Regions from separate parts of the Homo sapiens genome. Here region 1 is linked to region 2. The links are chromatin loops, found by intact Hi-C in ENCODE. Cell type or tissue: A673. All regions are shown on one strand. Links, peaks and the distances in the headings refer to the core of each region. The heading gives the core; the rest is flanking DNA. Region 1 overlaps ZMYM4 (zinc finger MYM-type containing 4). Region 2 holds the start of ZMYM4 (zinc finger MYM-type containing 4).

Region 1 (4,398 bases), core at 244-4,243, 100 kb after region 2:
GTGTTTTTTTCATAAATTACTGGAGTAAATATAATTAAGAACATTTTTTGGGGAGGAAAACAACCTGTCATTATGTATCAAGAACCTTTACTATGTACCTTTTTACCTAGTAGTTCCACTTCAGGAATTCTTTTCTTAGGAGATAATCCTAAATATGGGAGTATGAATATTCACAGAGATATTCATCGTGGCATTACTGATTGTACTGAATATGCGGAAACATTAAATGGACCAACATTGTGTTGTGGTTATAAAATCTTGGTGCCATTGGAGCCGGAGGCAGAAGGAAAAAATCAGTAATACTGATTTGGTATTTATTTAAAAATTTGATATTTTGCTCTTCATGGACCTTGCATAAATTTGATTTTTAAAAATACTGTGTTAAAATATTATCTTCATTACTGAGGTTTTTGGTGCCCCCTTAATTTTGTACCTGAGGCATGTGCCTCACTCACCTCATCCCAGTCACATCTCTGTGTAATGTGTTATGTTTCTTAAATAATACATATTTGTATTTTCAAACTTGAGTAATGTGCCGACAACTCCCCATCACAAAAAAAGGAGATATATCTGAGATACTCCAGAATTCCAAGAATAAGTGATCTTGCAGAGTTTTTGCATGTTTCAATATGATAAACAATATATTAAAATAAAAGTTAAATCTATTATGTAATGATTTTAGAATGCAATTGTATAATTGTAAAAAGCAAACAGCACTGAAAGGTTGTAGTAGAACTCAGTTATATGGTGGTTACTCATGACTTAAAATACGTGTATATGCACATAGAAATCATTGAAATAAAAACAAAATTTAAACAGCATTCTTTTAGAATTTTCAGACTATGTAGACCTCAGGGATTCTTGGACTTCAGTTTTAGAAACACTGGTATATTTAGCCATTAGAAGTAATTTTGGAGTAATATATACTAATATACAAACGTTCAAATGATTCAAATGAGCAAAAAATCAGTTTATAAGAATGGTATATTTAATATAATTACAACTTATTAAGAAATAAAACCTCTGCATTGAGGAGGGGAAAAGACTGGAAAGAAATATACCCAAAGAATAACAGTGATTGTTTTGGGGTGATTAAAATATGATTAAATTTTTTCTTATTTTTATTTATCTAAATTTTCTATAGTGATTGTGTATTACTTTTATAATAAACAGTAACTTATAATACTTTAATAAAAATAAAATTAAAGATTTTTCAAAAATAATAAATACTTAGTGTCACAGACTAAGTAGATACTTTCATTTTTTTCTGTCTTACACTCCTAGCATATACATATTTTACCTATATTTAATTATAGTTTGCTTGCTGTTTTGTACTTTATTATTTCTTACTAATGTTTTAAACATTTTCCACCTCTATATAGTGGTAGTAAAATGTCTTGAATGTCTGGATGTCTTTAGGTATTTATTCTTTTCTCTATGTATTTATTTATTTTTTTCTTCTTTAAAGGAGTATAGTCATGGCCAACAGCAAAAAACTCAAGAGGGGGAACTGAAAATTAGTGCTGTGTTTTCAGTCAGTGGCAGCCCTCTTGGTAAGAAACAGACCTGAATAAATGGATTGTGTATGTTCTGACCAATATGAATGAGAAGAAATTCTGCTTGTATTAATAAACCAGGCAGCTCTCTCTACCCACTTAGGATGCCTTTAAATTGTATATTGCATAATTACTGTTGGGTTTCAAGACTAGTTCTAGAAGAGAAAGAAAGAATGTCTACTTAAAATTCATGGTAAAAAGTAAAACATTTTTTTCTTTCAATTTTTTTTTTTTTTTTTTTTTTTTTTTTTAAAGCTCCACAGTTGACTACTGGCTTTCAGCCCTCACTGGCGTCATCTGGCATGAATAAAATGCTTCCTTCAGTTCCAGCCACAGCTGTTCGAGTTTCCTGTTCTGGTTGTAAAAAAATCCTCCAGAAGGGGCAAACTGCTTATCAGAGGAAAGGGTCTACTCAGCTATTCTGCTCCACACTGTGCCTCACTGGATATACAGTTCCACCTGCCCGCCCACCGCCTCCTCTCACCAAGAAAACTTGTTCAAGTTGCTCAAAGTATAGCAGAATTCTAAATTATCTTTTTTGTTTCTTTCCTTTCTCTTAACATACTTTGTTCTTAGGTCATGTATTACATTTGATATTCTACATTTATTCCTTTTTTTTTTTTTTTTTTTTTTGAGAAATACCACATTATTTTCTGTCTGCTTTCAGTTGTTGCTTTTCAGTCTTCCAGGTGCTAGGTGCTCAGCTTGTTTTTTAGCTTTCAATAATGTTACTTTTATGTATTGTTTTTGAAACCAGCTCTCCCATCCTTGTTAGTTGAAGTGCCTGATATAACAAAAAGTGCACATTTAGGGATATTGTATTACAGCAGTATTTTATAACTATAGGCAATAGATATTTAAATCCAACAAATATTTTAAGTTATATTTCCTGTTATGTAATTTGAATTTCTTTAATACTTTTCTTCTTAACCTTAAATGGCTTCCAGTGTGTGTGTGTGTGTGTGTGTGTGTGTGTGTGTGTGTGTGTGTGCGCACATTTATTTATTTATTTATTTTGAGACGGAGTCTCGCTCTGTTGCCCAGGCTGGAGTGCAGTGGTGTGATCTCGGCTCACTGCAAGCTCCGCCTCCCGGGTTCATGCCATTCTCCTGCCTCGGCCTCCTGAGTAGCTGGGACTACAGGTGCCCGCCACCATGCCCAGCTAATTTTTTCTATGTTTTAGTAGAGACGGGCTTTCTCTGTGTTAGCCAGGATGGTCTCGATCTCCTGACCTCGTGATCTGCCTGCCTCAGCCTCCCAAAGTGCTGGGATTACAGGTGTGAGCTACCGCGCTTGGCCTATATTTTTATTTTCTCAATGTCTCTGAACTACCACATTGTGTCCATTGGAATGTTTAATAACAAAAAAGGGGTATGATCTTATGACTGTAATAAGGTCATCCTGATATATTTGAGGAATACACAATAACTTTGACTAATTTTATGATTGTTAGAAACAGTTTAAGTCAGAAAAAGAGGAATAATGCTCTTGTTCTGAAACACTCTATCAGGCTACTCAAACCATGATTCATTTATTACTTTAGGCGGTAATGTTTATAGTTCCTCACACAGATGCTGCACTTTGTCTGCCCGGAGAGGAGAAAAAGATACTCCTCCTCCTAGTTCAGTTAGATAAGAGATGTTTAAAAGAAATTTAAATATGGTTAGAAGTTTTTCTGGAAGTTACTGATATGCACATCGTTTATGCTTCATTTTTTTGAAATGACCGACAGGGTAAATTTTGGTTATATTTGAGGCAGCTTAAATATATACTGTAATTTATATATACAAATGTAGATTAGACTTCAGTTTTCTTTGGAATCTCTATTTTTATTGTAAAATTGCCGCTATTTAAAAGAACAATAGAAACTTCTGCAACTTTTTGTTTTGGGACTATCTTTCAAGCTAATTACACATTCTTTTGAATAGCTTCTGTGCTATCAAATTTTTATCTCCTGAGTGCTTATTTACTGTTCACATGTGGCTAAAAGCCATTTAGAACCATGTATATTGATTAAAGTGCAGATTAAGATATTTTATATCAATTTTTGTTCAAAAATGAAATTTGATTATATAAGATTGGTGCTTTTGTGACTTTCAATGCCTTTTGTGAAGGAATTTATAAAAGGGAATTTAAAAAATATATCTTTGAGTTATGTTGTCATTGTTAGAATAATAATTATACCAGGGCTATTTTGAGTGATAGATTTTGGCTTATTTCTTTAAAAATTTATTTCATTAGAACATAAACCATGAGGAAGTAGTTGGGAAAGGTGTCAGGGAATGTTGGTTAAAGGATACAAAATTTTTTAGTTAGAAAGAATTGAAGATGTATTGTACAATATGGTGACTGTAGTTAATGATACATTGTATTCTTGAAAAATGGTGAGAATAGATATAAAATGTTCTCACCACAAAAATGGTAACCAAGGAAAGCATATATTAATTAGCTAGATTTAGGCATCGCACAGTGTGTATGTGTATACACACACAGACACACACACACAGGTTGAGTGTCTCTTACCTTCAATGCTTGGGACCAGAGGTGTTTCAGATTTTGGATTTTTAAAAAGGTTTTGGGATATTTGCATTATATCTACTAACTGATTGAGCATTTCTAATCTGAAAATCTGAAATTTAATGCTCCAATGAGCATTTCCTTTAAACATCATGTTGGCGCTCAAAAAGTTTCAGATACTGGGAGCATTTTGGATTTCTGGATTAGGGATACTCAGCCTGTTCTTTAAAATATGATGTTGTGGCTGGGCGTGGTGGCTTGCGCCGGTAATCCCAGCACTTTGGGAGGCTAAGGCAGGTGGATCACTAGAGGCCAGGAGTTCAAG
Region 2 (4,398 bases), core at 322-4,321:
GGGCATGGTGGCGGGTGCCTGTAGTTCCAGCTACTCGGGAGGCTGAGGCAGAAGAATGGTGTGAACCCGGGAGGCGGAGCTTGCAGTGAGCCCAGATCGCGCCACTGCACTCTAGCTCGATGACAGAGTGAGACTCTGTCTCAAAAAATAATAATAATAATAATAATGATACTCATATGGTATTAGGAACCAACAGTGTTCTAGGAGATTTAGAGATGTTAACTAATTTAATCCTCTTGGTGTCCCATTTTACAGATAAGGAAAGTGAGGCACAGGACAATTACCTTGACCAAGATCATATAGCTATACACAATACAAATCAAATGCATTTCTGTGGGACAGATTTGGTCACAAGGCCACCAATTTACAATGTCTACTTTACGATATTTCAAATAAGTCAGAAAGAACAAGGCTTTGAATTCTGACTTGGCCTCTGTGCTGAATGATCTTGGACTAGTCACTTAAGCTCTGTGAATCCTTCTATAAAATTATGATTAACTTTTCAGTGCTCACTAAATGGTTTTCTCTTGTCTTATTCCTCCATATGGATGACTGCCCTGAACATTCATGTTATGCTTGTATATTATCTGAAATGCACAAATCCCACCTATTATTCGAGACCTAACACATTGCTAATACCTCCAGAAACAGTCTGTGTAGGACAGAGCCCTGAGGATCAAGATGTCTGTTTCAGTCTTGATACTGTTACTAATCCTGTGTGTGATCTCAAGCAAATCATATCTTCTCTAAGCCTCAGAGGCTTCATCTTGAAAATGTGGAGTTAGACTAAACTAATAAGTTTAAACTGTGATCTGAGAAACTCAACATTTCTGTAATGATGGGAGGGGGCATGAAAGGAGAGAGAGTGCAAGGGTGAAGCTGGGTGAATAGACTAGTGGGTTCCCCACTTACACTCCCAACTTAGCAGCTCCACATTTTAAACCACCAGATTTTATTAGAAGGGAGTATTCCACTGCCAATAAAACAGGTGGAAACCACTACAAGTTTTATGTAGCCACATTCCCTGGAATTATCTTTTCTTGGCTCCTCTTTTCTTTCTTGTCCTGGACATGGAACTAAAGGGAACATGTTTTTAAAATTCTGGCTGAAATGAACATATTTCTTTGTCCTTCTTTCTTCTCTCCTACCGAGGAGTGAAATTAAAGACAGTGCTAAAGGCATAAGCAAGGCCAGTATGGAAACTTCCAGCAATTTCACCAAAAGTTTTCAGCAAAATATTACAGATTAGAAAACATCTGTTTCAGAATAGCTACCAAGTGCTAAATAAAACAGAAAACAGAAGTTACATCTCATTATCCTGTGACTTCAGGAGTTATCATTCCCACTTGAATATGTCTTGTCATGGGAAATGACCTTCAGGAGGCATCTTCTTTGTATTTCTTACTATATGTCTCCCCACTGTCCCTGAACTATCATTATAAACTTAATTTTTTCTGCACCCAAAGCTTGTGGGAACTAGAATGAACAGAAGAGGAATGAATGAAGCCCTCATTCTTTTCAGCGATTTTCAGCTTAGGACCCAGTTTTGGAACAAGATAGACCCAAATCTACTTCCTGGTTTCCTGCTTAGAAATAAGATGCTTATCCTTTAAGGCAGATTGTCAAGCTCCTTCAATAGAGGTGAATGAGGACACCCATCATCTGCAAATCATTACATCTTCACAAGAGAATTATGATATTCTCCAAATACCATGAAACTTCAATTTTTAATCTTCTAGGGATATCAAATTAAACCAAATTTATCTCTCGCCTGAAGACAGCCTGGAGGACTGAGACTGTAATCTTGATTCCAACTCCACACCAGCCATTAGTTACATTGGGACAAATTCCTTCCCATGATCAGGCTGCAATTTTATCATTGGGAGCACTGGAGTAAATGGTTCCCTAAGATCCTTCTCCATTTTGATGTTCTAAGGATAAATTACTATTGAAGAAATTATTTCCAGTTGTTGGTTCAATCTTCAAAATCACCAAAAGCTTTGATTTTAAGGTGAGGTTATAGGAGTTGGCTCTTGATATTCTATGCCTTGTGCTTCAGAACAGGCAGTCGAAAGGGAGGAAAGTTGGTTTTCCTTGAGATGACTGTCTTGTTCCCTCATTGGTTTGGGATTCTTCATGTTCAGAGGTCCACTGAGAACTTCAGCTTACCATGACTTTCCCTCTTCAATGGTACCACTGTAGTCAGGTGTAAGATGGTGATGTGGAACCCTTCACTGACATTGCACCCAATTCTCCAGATTGTCTTTCCAGTAATTTCTTTCATTTCTCCTTCATCCCTGCGTCATGGTCCCTTTAAGGGAGCGGCCATAGTTGAGTGGTGGGAGCAGCTGCTGGCAGCAAAGAGACTTGCAGGATTTGGCCTACCCATGGCCACTTACCGCGCACGCTCAGGACCGGGGGCTTGGTGGGAAAGGAAGGAGGGACTTAGGGTGCGCCTGCGCATCAGGGGCGCGCGCAAGGGGCTGATTTGGTGATCCCTTTAAGAAACCGCAGGCGGAGGAATTTCTCTGAGAGAAAATAATCCTACTCACGGGGCCCCTTGGAGGCCATTAACCCCCCGAGTCCCGGCCCCCACCCCGTCCCCGGGCAGGCCCTCCCGCCCACGCGCGGACCCGTGGGATCTCAGAAGCTGCGGCCCGGCGCGCGGCATCCGCCCCCTCCCCACTCTCGGCGCAAGGCCCGGCCGGGTCCGGGGAAGCTGCCGCGAGGCGGCCGTGCCTGCAGTGTGGGCGGGGGCCGGGGGGCCGAGAGGTACCGCCGCCACCGCGCGGGGAGCCGCAGCGGTTCCGAGCGGGGCCCAACATGGCGGAGAGAGAGGTGGAGTCCGGCCCCCGAAAGAGGGTAGGTGAGGTGAGGCAGAACTCGGGCGGCGGGGGGCGGGGCGCGGCCCGGGGCCGGGAATGGGCCATACTCAGGTTCGTGGAGGGGTCGCCGAGGCCCAGTTAGGACAAGGTTGCGGGCAGGTCTGAGGCAGCCTTGGGTCCGGAGCGCGCTGGCGAGCGGTCCCTCGGCAGGTGGGACAAAGATTTGGTGCTGGGTGGGGGGGAGGGGAGGGGGCCGTTGTTTGCCTTCCTCCCCCCGACGTTCCCCAGCACTGGGGTGGGATATCTAGGCCCAGGGAGGGGAGGTGTCAGATTCTTAAGTGCATCTTTAGTGCATCTTTAGTACATCAGAGTCTGGAAGTTAACTGGGGAGAGGTCAGGTGGGGGTGGTGGTGGCGGGAATAAGTCGTGGAGGGGTCTCAGGAGAAATAACCGGAGGGTTCTTCAGTAACACCATCGCGAATTCATTTTCCTGCCTCCTTTCCCCTCCCCCCATAGCCGTTATCTAGACCAAAGTCGGGGTGGTGGTCTTACCTGTGAAGAAGTGGGATCGTTGGCATGTCCTGATTTAGGAGAAAGATTTTGGCTACTATGAATGTCATGTTCTAGCCTAGCCTCTTACTCGCAATTAGGGACTTGGAAGAATACGACAAGTTTTCTCATAACAGGGATGTACCCAATCAACCTGCAGAGGTGAAGCCAATTCTACATAGGAGTTGTTTGAATACCTTTTAAAGTTTGTCTGGAAACTTTCCTTATTTAATTCTGAGTGGTTTTTTTCAGATGGCGAACAATACTGTACTATCGATTGAGCAATATCCCTCACTTTTCTTTTACTTCCTCCCCGCTTAGCATGATAAGAAGTAAGTTTCCTTTTAGGAGTCTTCCTTTTGGGAATGGTTTCAGAAACGATCAATTAGCAAAAGGGCAAAAAATTACTACTTTATGAAGAATGCCCTTTCAGCTTAGCGTAAAATTAGTAATCTCGTAATGATGCTACAGCTGATGTTTTGAGTGCTTACTGTGTGCCTGGCACTGAGCTAAGACCTTTATGTGAAGAATTTAACTTCATAGTAACTCCTCCTAGAACCTATTTGCAGATGAGGAAATTTAGGTGTTGAGGGCTTAAGTAATTTACTTAGATCACACAGCTAGTTGCAAGGTTGAGGTAGGATTTGAATCCAGGTTTGTCCCAACTATAGTGCCTGTGTGGGATGCCACAGAGGAGTTTCTTTAATCTGTGTTTCTCTCCTTAAAAGCTTAAATTGTAAATGACCAAAGAAGTGTCAAGTATTATTTTTTCCAACAATTTATTAGGAAAATATTTTGAACTATCCGTCAATATTATAAAACTTACGGGGAGCAGTCATACACCCAACCGCCTAGATCCTACTGTTAACATTGCATTCCGGACATGCACAGCGGCTCACGCCTGTAATCCCAGCACTTTGGGAGGCCGAGGCGGCAGGATCACTTGAGGCCAGGAGTTCGAGACCAGCCTGGCCAACATGGTGAAACCCCGTCTCTACTAAAAATACAAAAAATTAACCCGGCG

Evidence for each region. A loop is a pair of places that touch in the nucleus more often than their neighbours do. Peaks named below come from ENCODE experiments on the same cell type or tissue, not always from the same donor. Only the 100,000 strongest peaks of a DNase experiment are listed, where the experiment ranks them.
Region 1: it touches region 2 in a loop (6-fold over the local background); 2 of 110 quality-filtered maps call a loop at or near these places.

What each region holds. Positions count from the first base shown.
Region 1 is chr1:35,368,561-35,372,958 of GRCh38, forward strand. ZMYM4 (zinc finger MYM-type containing 4) reads left to right here. Exons shown (of 30, transcript NM_005095.3): 6 at 1,469-1,553; 7 at 1,812-2,067. Among named protein-coding and RNA genes, the nearest start is that of ZMYM4-AS1, 4.7 kb to the left of the region's middle. In A673, for the core only: no CTCF peak of the experiment used is centred there; a DNase peak (open chromatin) is centred at 1,891; H3K4me3 peaks cover 275 bases; H3K27ac peaks cover 1,180 bases.
Region 2 is chr1:35,266,224-35,270,621 of GRCh38, forward strand. It overlaps ZMYM4 (zinc finger MYM-type containing 4), which reads left to right and starts at 2,486. Exons shown (of 30, transcript NM_005095.3): 1 at 2,486-2,862. The coding sequence starts at 2,824. RefSeq lists enhancers at 2,176-2,235, 2,256-2,315 and silencers at 2,446-2,805, 2,876-3,005. In A673, for the core only: no CTCF peak of the experiment used is centred there; a DNase peak (open chromatin) is centred at 2,438; H3K4me3 peaks cover 2,219 bases; H3K27ac peaks cover 1,915 bases.